Regions from separate parts of the Homo sapiens genome. Here region 2 is linked to region 1. Evidence: read pairs that join two places in POLR2A ChIA-PET (ENCODE). Cell type or tissue: GM12878. All regions are shown on one strand. Each heading gives the region's core, and the rest is flanking DNA. Links, peaks and the distances in the headings are about the cores only.

What was found. Peaks named below come from ENCODE experiments on the same cell type or tissue, not always from the same donor. Only the 100,000 strongest peaks of a DNase experiment are listed, where the experiment ranks them.
Region 2: POLR2A ChIA-PET joins it to region 1 with 7 read pairs; 3 of 35 experiments call an interaction of 5 or more read pairs at or near these places.

What each region holds. Positions count from the first base shown.
Region 1 is chr7:102,207,578-102,215,477 of GRCh38, forward strand. All of the region lies in intron 20 of CUX1 (cut like homeobox 1), which reads left to right. Among named protein-coding and RNA genes, the nearest start is that of SH2B2, 75 kb to the right of the region's middle. RefSeq lists an enhancer at 4,208-4,517. In GM12878, for the core only: no CTCF peak of the experiment used is centred there; a DNase peak (open chromatin) is centred at 4,434; H3K27ac peaks cover 2,570 bases.
Region 2 is chr7:102,026,157-102,034,056 of GRCh38, forward strand. It overlaps CUX1 (cut like homeobox 1), which reads left to right. Exons shown (of 24, transcript NM_181552.4): 3 at 1,942-1,989. Among named protein-coding and RNA genes, the nearest start is that of CUX1, 210 kb to the left of the region's middle. RefSeq lists an enhancer at 4,505-4,554. In GM12878, for the core only: no CTCF peak of the experiment used is centred there; a DNase peak (open chromatin) is centred at 4,715; H3K27ac peaks cover 1,287 bases.

The DNA.
Region 1 (7,900 bases), core at 1,686-6,685:
AGTAGCTGGGAATACAGGTACCCATCACCACGCCCGGCTAATTTTTGTAGTTTCGGTAGTGACAGAGTTTCAACATGTTGGCCAGGCCGGTCTCGAACTCCTGATCTCAGGTGATCCCCCCACCTTGGCCTCCCAAAGTGCTGGGATTACAGGTGTGAGCCACTGCACCTGGCCAGGAAAATTTTAAAAAATTGTATAGCATAATGATGGCCAAGTGAAAATATTTCTCTGGACCAGGAAGACTAGGAGGGCTTTGCCAGAAAGAAAAGAGATTATCATATGGTTTTCCTCGTCTGAATCTTTACTATCAGAGGTTACTTTTCAAGGGAGTTTCACACAGAGGCTCACATCTGTAATCCAAGCACTTTGGGAAGCCAAGGCAGACAGATCACCTGAACTTAGGAGTTCGAGACCAGCCTGGGCAACATGGTGAAACCCCATCTCTACAAAAAATGCAAAAATTAGCCAGGTGTGATGGCATGCACCTGTAGTTCCAGCTACTTGGGGGACTGAGGCGGGAGGATTGCTTGAGCCCAGGAGGTCGAGGCTGCAGTAAGCCAAGATCACGCCACTGCACTCCAAGCTGGGTGACAGACGGAGACCCTGTCTCAAAAAAAAACAAAAGAGAAAAGAAAAAAAGCTATGTTCACAGTATATGGAGTGTGTGTGTGTGTGTGTGTCTGTGTGATGGAGTCTCACTCTGTCGCCTAGGCTGGAGTGCAGTGGCACAATCTCAGCTCACTGCAACCTCCGCCTCCTGGGTTCAGGCGATTCTCCTGCCTCAGCCTCCCAAGTAGCTGAAACTACAGGCATGCGCCAGCACACCCAGCTAGTTGTATTTTTAGTAGAGACGGGGTTTCGCCCTGTTGGCCAGGTTGGTCTTGAACTCCCAACCTCAGGTGATCCACCCGCCTTAGCTTCCTAAAGTGCTGGGATTATAGGCATGAGCCACCGTGCCCCACCTAGTATATGGAATTTAATTTAGAAAAATAGAGTTGCTAACAGTGGTTTTTAGTAAATCCTTGGGATTAGTGACATGAGAGACTAGAATCTTCCTTGACTGTGTCTCTGTGGAAGCTTCCAGCAGTGCTGCCCCTGAAGCAGGAGAGCGAGCCTCTGTCCTAAGATTGCTACAGGATTCCGATTCCCTGTTCTTCCCATGGCTACCCCAGAATCCTTTCAAGAGGCCCCCAGACCCAGAAGATGCTCCCTCCATTGCTTGCCTCAAGTAGCTCGCCGTGGTAGAACCAATGTCTGCAGAAAGGTCATTGCAAGCCCGGCTTGGCTTCTTCCTGAATGTCAGTGAGAAATGCTCAGTGCTTGAGATTCTGGGCCTCGAAGATGGACTGGCGGTTGGTTTTCCTTCCCAGGTAGGCAGGGACTTTGGACAACTTGCTCAGCCAGCCACAGCCCTGCAGTAAGGGAATCGGGCTTACAGCGGAGTCCGTGGGGGCGGATGGCTCTGTGCTCTGTGCTCGGTTACCATGGTGATCAGGTGCCCTGCGCTAGAGTGGCCTCGCCCATCTGAACAGCAAGCTGCTGGCCCAGGAGTCTATTTTCTTTTCCTCACTGAGAGCTCCCGTCAGCCTTTTCCTGCCGGGCTCTGTTGCCTTGTCTGTCCTTCCGTTTTCCTTAATGACTTAGACGCCAATTTGCCAAAAAGGAGAGAGAAACTGACATTTCATTCACATCATCACTTTTTCCTCTTGGTGGATACAACTGGTTCTGAATGTTCCTCTAAGAATCCGAGCATGGGGGTGACGGGCTTGGGCATTAAGGAAATTTGATGCCATTTTTAAGCAGCAGCGTCACTAGTGACCCACCACTTTTTCTTAGACACTGTTGAGGCCTTGAAAAGGCGTAAGGTGAGCGGTAGGTTCCATGCCAGTCATGAGTAACTTTTTTTTTAAGAAAAAGGATTTTTAAGAGACAAATCTTCAGATCAGTTACCTGTTCATAGATTTCCTGGTACGTCTTAACTTTCTACAAATATTTTTTTTTGTTTGCTTCTTGCAAAATGCCCAGCACCTTGGGATATAAAGGGGGGTGTAGTTATAACCAGGGTCATCTTTGATCTCATTTGGAAAACTTCATTTCAAGATGGAGTTGCAGGTGGTCCTTGGGGACTGATTCTGCAAGCCCCTTTTGTCTGTCAGTCATTCCAGGCTTCATCCCTCATTTCTGGACCTCACACTACTTAACCATACCAAATGTTCATAGAGGAGAAGGTAGAGGCTCATTAAGGCTTGTTTGCTCAGAGTGTGGCCTTCTTATCATTTAGCAATTTATTGTATCTTATTCTATTTATTTTATTTATTTTTTATAGACAGACGGGGACTCACTCTGTTGCCCAGGCTGGAGTGCAGTGACACAATCACAGCTCAATACAGCCTCAATCTCTCAGGCTCAAACAATCCTCTCTCCTCAGCCTCCTGAGTAGCTGGGACTTATAGACACTTTCCACCACACTCAGCTAATTTTTTTATTTTTTGTAGAAGTGGGTCTCTCTTTTTTATTCGTTTTTGTTTTTGTTTTTTGAGATGGAGTCTCGTTCTGTCACCTGGGCTGGAGTGCAGTGGCGCGATCTCGACTCACTGCAACCTACACCTCCGGGGTTCAAGTAATTCTCCTTCCTCAGCCTCCCAAGTAGCTGGGATTACAGGTGCCTGCCACCACACCCAGGTAATTTTTGTATTTTTAATAGAGATGGGGTTTCACCATGTTGGCCAGGCTAGTCTCCAACTCCTGACCTCGGGTGATCCTCCCACCTTGGCCTCCCAAAGTGCTAGGATTACAGGTGTAAGTCACCACACCCGGCCTTTTTTATTCTTTATTTCCAAATACCCAAGTAACCTGGTCTCTGTTGCCAGGGCTGGTCTCAAACTCCTGGCCTCCCAAAGTGCTGGGATTACCGATGTGAGCCACCATACCCGGCCACTTTGTAACTTTTTAATGTGGGAGCGTTTCATTGCTGTGGCTAACAAGCTGTTACGTCTGCATTCACACTGGCTTCAGGTGTATTATGGCTATCCAGGTGGAAGGATGGTCCCCTGCCCTTGGCTGAATCGTGAAATACCCAGCTCTTTCCTGGCGTGTTAGGAATGATGGGTTCCAAGCCTTCTCTGCTGCCTGTTGCTGTTCCCAGTCAGCCAACAGAGTATCAGTTGCCTCTTTGAGAAGACAGCTGCTATGGTCTGTCTCTAATGTGGGTGGTCCAATGTGTGCCCCTCTTTGACGTGAAGCCCACGGGGCCGTGGGCTGTCCATGACCTTGTACAACCAGGAGATTCCCCTTGGCTGCAGCCCCTATCGCGGACAGGTCCACGTTCCTTTTGAATGTGCATGCGTATCATGGTCATGGCTCTTAGCTGGTTCCCACCAGACAGCCAGGAACACGTGTCCAGGGCTCGTGAGCTTTGAACTCTGCAGTAAGATTCTAAAGCAGTGTCCTTGATAAGCAGTCAGTCGGCTCTCCCACATTCATGGCTAACAGTCAGTGTCGGGGGCATGTGGATAGCATGTTCATAGGGACAGGAGAGGCTGATTGCACCCCTGGGCATTCCACAGCACTGTCTAAAGCAGGCAGGGGCCAGGCGCGGTGGCTCACACCTGTAATCCCAGCCCTTTGGGAGGCCGAGGTGGGTGGATCACTTGAGGTCAGAAGTTTGAGACCAGCCTGGCCAACATGGTGAAACTCGGTCTCTACTAAAAATATAAAAATAAGTCAGGCATGGTGGCTTGCACCTGTGATCCCTGCTACTCAGGAGGCTGAGGCAAGAGTATCACTTGAACCCAGGAGGTGGAGGCTGCAGTGAGCAATGATAGCATCACTGCACTGCAGCCTGGGTGACAAAGCGAGACCCTCTCCGCCCGCAAAAAAAGAATACCTCTTCAATTGGAGACATTAAAGAATCAGCTTTTCGGCTGGGCGCAGTGGCTCACACCTGTAATCCCAGCACTTTGAGAGGCCGAGGCAGGTGCATCACCTGACGTCAGGAGTTCGAGACCAGCCTGGCCAACATGGGGAAACCCCGTCTCTAGTAAAAATACAAAAATTAGCCAGGCGTGGTGGTGCACACCTGTAATCCAGCTCCTTGGGAGGCTGAGGCAGGAGAATTGCTTGAACCCGAGAGACCCAGGTTGCAGTGGGCCGAGATTGCACTATTGCACTCCAGCAGGGTGACAAGAGTGAAACTCCATCTAAAAAAAAAAAAAAAAAAAAAAAAACTCAACCTGATCTCGGCTGAGCTAAGATGCAAAGGGACTGGCTGTGCCACTGTGAACCCTTCCAGAGGCAGGTGAGGCAGGCCGCGCGGGAGCAGCACGGGAAGTCCCGGCTGATGAGATGAGGCTGGGGGGCCGCCCCAAGAGCCACAGGAGGAAGGGCACATGCGCTTCTCAAAAGTTCCTTGATGTGTGATGTATAGGGATCACTCAGGGACCTTGCCGGAAAGCCCCTTTGTCACTGTGCGTGACCTGCTTGTTCAGTTCCCCAAGCGCCTCCAGATGCTTGTGGGATTCAAGATGGGGGCTGGCCACATGTTGCTGGAACCAGCACCCTGTGACATTTATGCAGGAGAACATGGGTATTTGAAGGGTCTTTTGTTCCTAGGACAGCCCTGCCTGGGGGACCCTGCACACACAGATCCTGCACAGATGTCAGGGGCAGCCAGTGCTGAGTACCACAGCCCACTTTAGGTTTTGTTTCAAAGCAACAAACGTCGCTGTCATCAAGTGAGCAAGGCAGCCTACGCAGGCTGCCAGCACCGCCCCAGCACCCTGCAGTCCCACCTTCCAGCACCACTCGTCACACACCCTTGGGGAAGGCTGCTTTGCCAGAACTCGGCCCCCCAAAGTCTCTGTTCCTAGAGCAGAATTTGTCCCTGTGCCTCACCCAAAGAGAGGGAAGTCATAGCCCAGAGTCACCGATTTATTTGACTTTTTTGTTTTTATTATGATTTGCAGGATTTTTTCCAAGAAGTAAAATGCACCATAGTTACAAAATGCAAGCATTCAAACTTACAGTCTTTTTAAGAAATCGGTCACCATCCCTCCCTCATCTTCCTGTCACACACCACCCCCACCCCCACACCCCACCCCACCACCATCCCCAGTTTGTCATGTGTCCTTCAGGACAGTCATGCACCTAAATATTTATTCCACGCAGATGGGGGGCGTGCAGGCCTCAAAAAGGCCGTGTGCCTTGCTTTTCTCACTTAGTAACACACCGTGGAGACCTTCCTCCATCAGCACATGGAGAATTTTCCCTTTTTGTGTGTACATGTGTGAGAGGGAGTCTCGCTCTGTCACCCAGGCTGGAGTGCAGTGGCACAATCTCGGCTCACTGCAGCCTCCGCCTTCCGAGTTCAAGCAGTTCTCCTGCCTCAGCCTCCAAGTAGCTGGGATCACAGGTGTGCACCACCACACCTGACTAATTTTTTGTATTTAGTAGAGACGGGGTTTCACCATGTTGCTCAGGCTGGCCTCGAACTCCTGACCTCTGGTGATCCACCCATCTTGGCCTCCCAAAGTGCTGGGGTTACAGGTGTGCACCACCACACCCAGCCAGATGTCTGCTTTTAAAACAGAATCTAGTCGCATCTTCCCACCTCCTTTGGTGGAGATTGTCCCTTGCAGATGGTGCAGGGTACTCCTGGTGCCGCAGTCCTGTGAGAGGTGATCTATATGTGCCTTTCCAAAGTCTCGACTTCTACAAAATGCTATTCCATCCTTGGAAGTTGCCTGTTCATTGACCAATTCCTTAAAGTGGACACAAAACCTTGAGCTTCCAGAGTAAGACTATAGGGCCTAGGTCATTGCTTAGGCCATTTGGGGCCAAGCTAGTATGGAACCAGGCCAACTAGGCTAGACACAGCCGGCGAGGCTGAGGGCTCACATAACTCTCGTTCTTCCCGTCGCTTTCCCTGGACCCTCCATCCTGGTGCTCCCTGGTTTCCCCTTCTGAAAAGGCCCGACAGGCCCAGTCCAGCTTGTAGACACATCCCGTTCTCTCCCCTTCAGGCTTTCCATAGAAAACAGAATTTACAGCACATTGGGCATTCAGTACAAGAGGCAAAAGTAGGTCATAGGAGCAAATGAGGACTTCAGTTTTCAGTGGTTGAATTCTAGGGAAGGAATGAAGAAGCTTAAATGCCTAGAAACCCTCAGGTGATTGCAGAAAGGGGGGTGGGAATAAAACAAGGGAGTCCACATGCTGGTGTGGTCTCTGTGCCACTCACAGAGCTGATGTCCGTAATCCTTAATCAGTAAGTGAGGCCGGGCTCAGTGGCTCACACCTGTAATCCCAGCACTTTGGGAGGCCAAGGCGGGTGGATCACCTGAGGTCAGGAGTTCAAGACCGGCCTGGCCAACATGGCAAAACCCTGTTTCTACTAAAAATACAAAAAAATTAGCTGGGTGTGGTGGCGGATGCCTGTATTCCCAGCTACTCGGGAGGCTGAGGCAGGAGAATTAACTCGAACCCAGAGGTGGTTGCACTGAGGCGAGATCACGCCACTGCACTCCAGCCTGGGCAACAAGAGCAAAACTTCATCTCAAAAATAATAATAATAATAATAAGTGGAAATGGTTCCCTTCTCTTACGGATGGAGTAAACCAAGGCTCAGAGATAAAAGGTGATTTGCCCCAATCAAGAAGAAGGTGGTGGCCAGGCGTGGTGGCTGACGCCTGTAATCCCAACACTTTGGGAGGCTAAGACTCAAGGATCGCTTGAGTCCAGGAATTTGAGACCAGCCTGAGCAACATAGCAAGACCCCATCTCTACAGAAAATTTAAAATTTAGCCGAGCATGGTGGTGTGCGCCTGTAGTCCCAGCTACTCAGGAGGCTGAGGCAGGAGGATTGCCTGAGCCCAGGAGTTGAATCAGCAAATCAGTGACAGCATGGAAGCCACATTTACTAGGTTTGGCTGTTGGAAAATGTGTAATCCACCTGGCCTAGGCTGCATGGAGTGTCCATGCTCCTTTGAAACCTCTTCTGGTCTAAATTCAGTGAACGTATACACACTGGCTTGAGGTCCTCTGCCTGCTACAGGGCAGCCCTGCCTTTCAGCTGTCACGGCCCCCCGGAGCCATGCCGACACCCAGGCCCCAGCCCCATGCGGACTGGCCCGAGGGACCTGCCCCGCTCCCGGTGAGGATAAGGAGGGGAGTTTCTTAATGGCATTGCCCTGGATAGATTGGGAGCCAGGCAGGAGGCTTCCATCGGGGCCTCCTCTAGATTTTGCGTTTACTTCTTCCCTTTGGAACCGGATTCCTAAATATAGCCCGAGTCTGAATTGGCAGATGTTGGGTCTGTCCTTTCCTTGACGGCCAAAATTAGTCTGTCATTTGGCACCTAAATAAAGCAGCCAAACTACCTTTATACCAGCTTTGCAATTAGGCGGTAGTTGGAACATTCTATTTGATAAGGAAACTTTTATGGATGCCTTAGCAGCACCTCTGAACCCAGGAGGCTGAGGAGAGAGGACACCCGGGCCCCAGAGGGACACTCCTTCCTCGCCATCAGGCCTTCTCATTCCAGAGTTAAGGTCAATTTTGTTCCATGTGGCTTAAAAACACCTCGTGAATGTGGAAAAGACAGTCAATGCTCCCCAGAAATAGCATTCTAAGAGCATGGCAATGGTTACTCCAACTTTTTTTTTTTTTTTTTTTTTTTTTTTTTGCAAGCAAAGAAAAATCTGTCCAGAGTGCCTGGAGCTGGGTTAGTGCAGGGACTCCCCAGGGGCAGCAGAAAGATGTTATAATCAATTATCACATCATAACACTGATGTATGATAATTACTGAGTGTTTCTCCTGAGATAGTGCAGCATTTGGCTGGGATGCCGCTCTTTCACGGTCCACTGCCTGATTAATATGCAAATAATAGGCTGATTGCATGAT
Region 2 (7,900 bases), core at 1,644-6,643, 180 kb before region 1:
TGACAGAGCAAGACCCTGTCTCAAAAAAACAAAAGCTTGCTGTACAGGCCTGTCCTGTAGGTCCCTCTGCAATGATGGAAAAATTCTGTGTCTGCATTGTTGGAAGCAGTAGCCACCAGCAACGGGTGGCTACCGAATCCTTGAACTGTGGCTAGGGTAACTAAGAAACTGAATTTTCCAAATTTATTTAACTTTAAGTTATATTTAAATATAAATAAGCACATATGGCTGTATGTGTTGAATAAGAAGACTTTTTCATCTGGGATCTTGATAGGTCTTACTTAGGAAGCCTCTGATAAAATAATTTGCAGAGTTTTATTTCTAATGGCAAGGTCAGTAGCTTTCCTCAGATTCTCAGAAGGCTTCATCAACTAAAATGTAGGCCTAGCCCGGTGGCTCATGCCTGTAATCCCAGCACTTTGGGAGGCTGAGGTGGGCGGATCACCTACGGTCAGGAGTTTGAGAACAGCCTAGCCAACATGGTGAAACCCCGTCTCTACTAAAAATACAAAAATTAGCCAGGCATGGTGGTGGGCACCTGTAGTCCCAGCTACTCAGGAGGTTGAGGCAGGAGAATCACTTGAACCTGGGAGGTGTAGGTTGCAGTAAGCCGAGATCTCGCCACTGCACTCCAGCCTAGGCAACAGTGAGACTCCGTCTTTAAAAAAAAAAAAAAAAAAAAAAAAAACATAGTTTCAATGCCTAAACTTTCAGTAAATAAGATATTATCTTAGTCGAGTCTTTTCAAAGTTTTTGAAGCACTTTCTCAGTTACTTCATTTTAAATAAAATGCTCTGAACAAGATCATAAGCATGCACCTATGGGATGTCCTGGTGTTTCGAAATGGGCACTGGTGGCATGGGATAAAATTTATTGTGACTCTGTCAGATGTGGATTCAAAACAGGCTGTATCTCCGACTTAACAGTGCATTAAAATGGCAGCTAGGGCCGGCCATGGTGGCTCATGCCTGTAATCCCAGCACTTTGGGAGATGAAGGTGGGCGGATCACCTGAGATTAGGAGTTCCAGACCACCTTGGCCAACATGGCAAAAACCCATCTCTACTACAAATACAAACATTAGCCGGGCGCCTGTAGTCCCACTTACTCGGGAGGCTGAGGTGAGAGAATCACTCAAACCCAGAAGGCAGAGGTTGCAGTGAGCTGAGATCTTGCCACTGCACTCCAGATTAGGCGACAGAGCGAGACTCCATCTCAAAAAAAAAGAAGAGGCAGCTAAAATACAGTGCAGTGGCCCAGGTCCATTTCAGATAGAAACAGCCAGGCAAACCCCCCATTCTAGTCTATTTTATTCTAAGCAGATTATCTCACTTAGACTGACATCAGCAAAAGCTTTAGTCTGTAGCACATTCAAAATGAGGTATATGTGACCAGGAGTTAGTAGAAATAAAACATCGTTGTAGGCCAGGTGCGGTGGCTCACACCTGTAATCCCAGCACTTTGGGATGCTAGGGTGGGCACATCTCTTAAGCCCAGGAGTTTGACCCTCGCCTGGACGACATGATGAAACCCTGTCTCTACAAAAAAATACAAAAATTAACCAGGCATGGTGGCGTACGCCTGTAGTCTCAGCTACTTGGTAGGCTGAGGTGGGAGGATGACTCTAGCCCAGGAGGCAGAGGTTGCAGTGAGCCAGGGTTGTGCCACTGTGCTCCAGCCTGGTCAACAGAATGAGACTCTGTCTTCAACAACAAGAACAACAAAGAACCACCTCGTTGTATTCTTAAATAAGTTTAAATCCTGAAGCGCCAGTTGGCGTTATTGATGTTTTAGGAGTGCAGGAATGGGTGAGGTCCCAGGCTTGCTTTAGATAGTGATAATTAGCACTGACTGCCACGCTGTTTTTAGGAGGCCTTAACCAATGTTTCCCTTCTTTCTCCTTCTCAAATGGCTGCTTCCTGACCTCCGCCTCCTGCTCCAGGATTTGCGCAAGCAGGTAGCGCCGCTGCTGAAGAGTTTCCAAGGAGAGGTAAGCTTTTCTATTCATTTTCTATCCTGAGCCACCCTTCGTGGCTAATTGGTCTTTTTATTCACATTAAAGAAATGCTCCGGGCAAAAGGTGCTGCCCAGATGGTGCCTTCCCGGCTGCTCCGACCCAGCGTCATGCAGATTTTGCGCTCTGTGATGTGATTTTCCATTGGGTCCTTGGTGAAAGCCCTCCTGGAAAAGGAAGCTATGCTCAGAATACACAGAGCTGTGGTGGATTGCCAGCAGAAGTGCCCCGTGTGTGGTTGCAACAGGCAGGTTGTTGGCGCTACGGCCTTCAGGAGCCCATGCATCCCCTCTAGGAAGTCGCCTTGTCCCCCTGAGCTGGTCTGGGGCTGCCACTGCCATGAGTGTGTGCCATAAGTGTGGTGCTTTGCTGAGAGGCTGGCGGGGGCACAGGGAGGCCACTTGATCACAGGCTTGAAACACAGAGCATCTAGCAGAAGCCACGAGGAGCAAGCCTAGGCTCAGTAGAAGGAAGTGGTTTCTAACGGATCCTTCCAGAGAAGGACGGAGCCATCTGGCAGACGGCACGTGGGTGGCAAGTCACCTGGGACATCCGCCCTGGCTACCTGTTAGCGGGAACAGCAGCCATAGAGGGGACTGGGCTCCACGTGAGTGACACTCTTTGCCAGCCCTTTGTGTGAAGATTCAGTGATGTTTAGAAAACCAGAAATTATATTATTCTTGCGGATTTATTGAATCTCACCTCTTTAGCTTCTCCCGACGGAAAAACAGAAAGTGGAATCATAGCAGGCTGATAAGGAAAGGAAACGAGACATTTCCAAAGCCCCTGAAAGAGCCCATATTGGTACAGTCTTAGGGATTTTTTTTTTTTTTTTTTTTTGGCGACAGAGTCTTGCCCTGTCACTCAGGCTACAGTCCAGTGGTGCAATCTAGTCTCACTGCAACCTCCGTCTCCCAGGTTCAAGTGATTCTCCTGTCTCAGCCTCCCCAGCAAATGAGATTGCAGGTGTGCACCACCACACCCAGCTAATTTCTCTATTTTTAGTAGAGATGCAGTTTCACCATGTTGGCCAGGCTGGTCTCGATCTCCTGACCTCAGGTGATCCACCTGCTTTGACCTCCCAAAGTGCTGGGATTACAGATGTGAGCCACTGTGCCTGGCAGGGATTTTATTTTCTTGCAACTGCTAAGTCACAGGGAACACATGGGGGAAGGGACAGGAGAGATATGGCCGTGAGATACAGGAGAGATATGGCCGTGAGATACAGTAGGTTCCTCTTGGGACACAGGTGATGTGGGCCTTATATATGGAAGGCTGGGTTCCTGGTCCCAGAGCTCTAGAGCAAGTTGTCGGGCTTCCATTTGGGAAATTCATCAACTGGGAGCGAGAGCAGGGAGTGAGTGAATGAAGGAGGCCAGGGCGATTGTAGCCAAAGACAGAGAGGCGATTTCAGGACATCAAAAGGGACCAGCGTAGAAAGAAGACACAGCAGTTGGTGATGGCTGGAAATTTTCGAGGGCAGAACAGTACCCCTCTCTTCTTATGATCTTCTTCCTGCCTCATTCAGCCCCCATGCACGTAGCTTGGTCCGGCCAGCAGGACACCTGCATCCCAGGGCTTGGATGGACTTGAACAGTCTTTTTCTCAGAACTTCATCTCCAAGCCCGTAGTTGATGAGTGAGGCTGTTACCTGACACCTACCCACATTTGATCTTACCTGTTCTGTTACCTGTCCAGCGGCTTTTGGGAGACCCACTGGCTTCCTAGTTCTCTCGCTCAAAGAGTTCAGTGTGCTTTCTAGGTGTTTGCTTGTTTTTCTTTCTTATTGAAAAATTTCAAAGCTGTGTAAAAATGGAAAGATTAGTACAGTGAATACCTGTATGCTTTTTTTTTTTTTTGAGACAGATTTTCACTCTTGTTGCCCAGGCTGGAGTGCAATGGCACAATCTCAGCTCGCTGCAACCTCCGCCTCCTGGATTTAAGCAATTCTCCTGCCTCAGCCTCCCAAGTAGCTGGGATTACAGGCATGTGCCACCACGCTCAGCTGAGTTTTGTATTTTTAGTAGAGACGGGGTTTCATCATACTGGTCAGGCTGGTCTCTCATTCCTGACCTCAGGTGATCCGCCCGCTTCGACCTCCCAAAGTGCTGGGATTACAGGCGTGAGCCACTGCGCCCGGCCCACCTATATGCTCTTTACCCAGATCCACAGTTGCTAACATTTCACCCCATGTACCTCCCCCCTCCCCTCCCCGCCCACCACTTTTGCTGAACATTCAGAAGTAAGTTGCAGAAGCAGGCACTGTGTCCCTCAAACACACGTGGAAGGCTCCCGAAGTTAAGGAATTATTAGCATTCTCCTACATTACCACAATAACCACAAATATCACACCTGGGAAAATTCACAGTAATTCCAGGTCATCTCATATTTGATCCAAAATCAAATTTTTCCAATTATCCCCAAGATGTCTTTTATAACGGCCCTCCTCGCAACTGAGGTCCAGTCAGGTTCACACATTACATTTGGAAATCTGTCTATCTAATTTTCTATTTTAAAAAGTGTTTTTTTTTTTTGAGACAGGGTCTCGCTCGGTAACCCAGGCTGCAGTGCAGTGGTGCCATCATGGTTCACTGCAGCCTCCACCTCCTGGGCTCAGCAATCTTCTTGCCTTAGCACTCCCCTGCCCCCACCGCCAGATAGCTGGGACTATACATGTGCACCACCACATCCGGCTAATTTATTTTTATTTTTAGTAGAGACGAGGTTTCAATACATTGCCCAGGCTTGTATCGACATCCCGGGCTCAAGCCATCCTCCCACCTTGGCTTCCCAGAGTGCCTTGATTACAGACATGAGCCACTGTACCCGGCCCCTGCATTATCTCTTTTAATGTAGGACATCCTCTCCATCTCCATCACCTTCATTTCTTTTTATTTTTATTTTTTCTAGACAGGGTCTTGCTCTGTCCCCCAGGCTGGGATGAAGTGGCACAATCTCAGCTCACCACAACCTCCACCTCCCAGGTTCAAGCAATTCTTCTGCCTCAGCCTCCCAAGTAGCTGGGATTACAGGCATGCACCACCTCGCCCAGCTAATTTTTGTATTTTTAGTAGAGATGGGATTTCACCATGTTGATCAGGCTGGTCTCAAACTCCTGACCTCAAGTGATCTGCCTGCCTCAGCCTCCCAGAGTGAGTGCTGGGATTACAGGCATGAGCCACCGCGCCTGGCCTGATTTTTTTGTTTGTTTGTTTGTTTGCTTTTTTGAAGAGTCTTAGCAAATTATCTTGTAGATTAGCCCACATTCTCAGTAGGATAATGGGTTTGATTCCTGATACCTTAAATTTGAAATACCCAAGAAACATCTAGGCTAAGCTTCCATTTGCCTATTTTTTTTTAAAGGCCATATGAAAGCTAATCATAAATAAATACATAAAATTATCATAGATTTTGAACCCACAAAAGAAAGGTAATTTTTTGGCACCATTAATTAATATTTATCAAGCCTCCGCTAATTTATAAATAAATTTTATTATGTATACTTAAGGTATACAACATGATGCTATGGGATACATACAGACAGTAAAATGGTTATACGGGGAAGCAAATTAACATATGCATCGTCTCCCTTAGTTACTCTTTTTCATGTGTGTGGCAGGAGCAGCTAAGATCTCATTTAGCAGAAATCCCTCATATTGCAATTATATTTACTATAGTCCTTGTTTGCACATTAAATCTCTAGACACTCCCAGCATCATCCCTCCCAAAATGTGACATTTATATTAAATAATTTGTACTTTTTTTTTTTTTTGAGATGGGGTCTGGCTCTATCACCCAGGGTGGAGAGCAGGGTGGCATGATCTCGGCTCACTGCAACCTCTGCCTCCCTGGCTCAAGCGATTTGCCCACCTCAGCCTCCCAAGTAGCTAGGACCACAGGCTCTTGCCACCATGCCTGCCTAAATTTTTGTATTTTTTGGTAGAGGTGGGAGTTTCACCATGTTGGCCAGGCTGGTCTTGAACTCCTGAGCTCCAGTGATCCGCCCGCCTCAGCCTCCCAGAGGGCTGGGATTACAGGCATGGGCCACCACGCCTGGCCTGGAAGTGGTTTTTAAAATATTTTACTTCCATCCTTTCATTATGATGTGTTCCTATTAAAAAGGTGATCATGTGTGGAATCCCAGCAGTTTGGGAGGACAAGGCAGGAGGATCGCTTGAGCCCAGGAGATCGAGACCAGCCTGGTCAATATAGTGAGACCCCGTCTCAGTCTCATGCCTATAATCCCAGCACTTTGGGAGGCTGAGGCGGGTGGATCACCTGAGGTCAAGAGTTCGAGACCAGCCTGGCCAACATGATGAAACCCCGTCTAATAGACTAAACATACAAAAATTAGGCGGGCATGATGGCATGTGCCTGTAATCACAGCTACCTGGGAGGCTGAGGCATGAGAATCAGTTGAACTCGGGAGGCAGAGGTTGCAGTGAGCCAAGCACTCTAGAGCCACTGTACTCTAGCCTGGGTGACAGAGTGAGACTCCGTCTAAATAAATAAATAAATAAATAAATAAAAGTTTCAGATAATGAAATGATTACTTATAATTATTATAACAAAATCATAAAATGTAACTCACACTGAAATTAGATATCGATTGATTGATTATGATACCTAATTTTGGGTGTTTCACAAGCCCAGCAAATTGATGGGTGGTGTGGGGGAGGTGTACCCTTAATATGAAGTCCAATTTAAAGCTTATTCTAGCCCAACAATTTAGACAATCCCTTTAGTAAAGTAATGCACATACCCTCTAGGAAAATGCTGTCTTTCCACTAGTCTGGCCAATCCTTGCTTCTCTCCCTGAGAAGGGGCGTGTTATGGAAGGTTGAGGGGATGAGGGGCTGGCTCAGAGAACCTCTTGGTAGTGGGGGACAAGTGTCCTCAGGGAGGAAAATCCTCTTAAGAAATAACTTGAGTGCTCGTATTAGAGAATAAATGAAAAACAATCTATGAACTAAGCATCGGCTTTATAAAATTACAGTAGGCTGGTATGATGGCTCACGCCTGTAGTCCCAGCACTTTGGGAGGCCAAGCCAGGAGGATCATCTGAGGCCAGGAGTTTGAGACCAGCCTGGCCTAACCTAGCAAGACTCCATCTCAATTAAATAAATAAACAAACAAATAAATGTACAACAGAATAAGTTCAAATAGAATGAAAGAAATGACAAATATAATAATAAACATAAGAATAGAAATGAATGAAAAAAACAAAGAGCCAGGAGAGAAACATTGCAAAAGTCATTTATTTGAAAATACCACTGCAACTGACAAACCACTGTACTCATCAAGACAAAAAATGTTAGGAATAAAATTGGGGATGACATTGCAGCTGCTGCAGAGATTAAAAAGATAAAGGGAATGTTATAAGCAACTTTCTGCCAATAAATACTGAAGTCGAAAAAGTTCCAAAATTCTGTAACTACCAAAATTGATTAAAGAAGAAACAGACAACTTGAATAGCTTTGTAACTATTACTGAAATATTTCCATAAGGTCTAGACAGTTTCCAAGAGAGTTTTATCAATCATTCATGAAATAGAGAGTTCTCATACTTAGCAGACTCCTTCAGAAAATAGAAAGAGCGAGCACTTCTTAACTCCTTTTATGAGGCTAATATAACCTTGATACCAAAACAAGACAAGAACAGTACAAGAAAGGAAAATTAAAAGTCAGTCTTATTGGCCACGCATGGTGGCTTACGTCTCTAATCTCAGCACTTTGGGAGGCTGAGGCAGGCAGATCACTCGAGGTTGGGAGATCGAGACCAGCCTGGCCAACATGGTGCAACCCCATCTCTACTAAAAATATAAAAATTAGCCGGGAGTGGTGGCAGGCACCTGTAATCCCGGCTACTTGGGAGGCTGAGGCAGGAG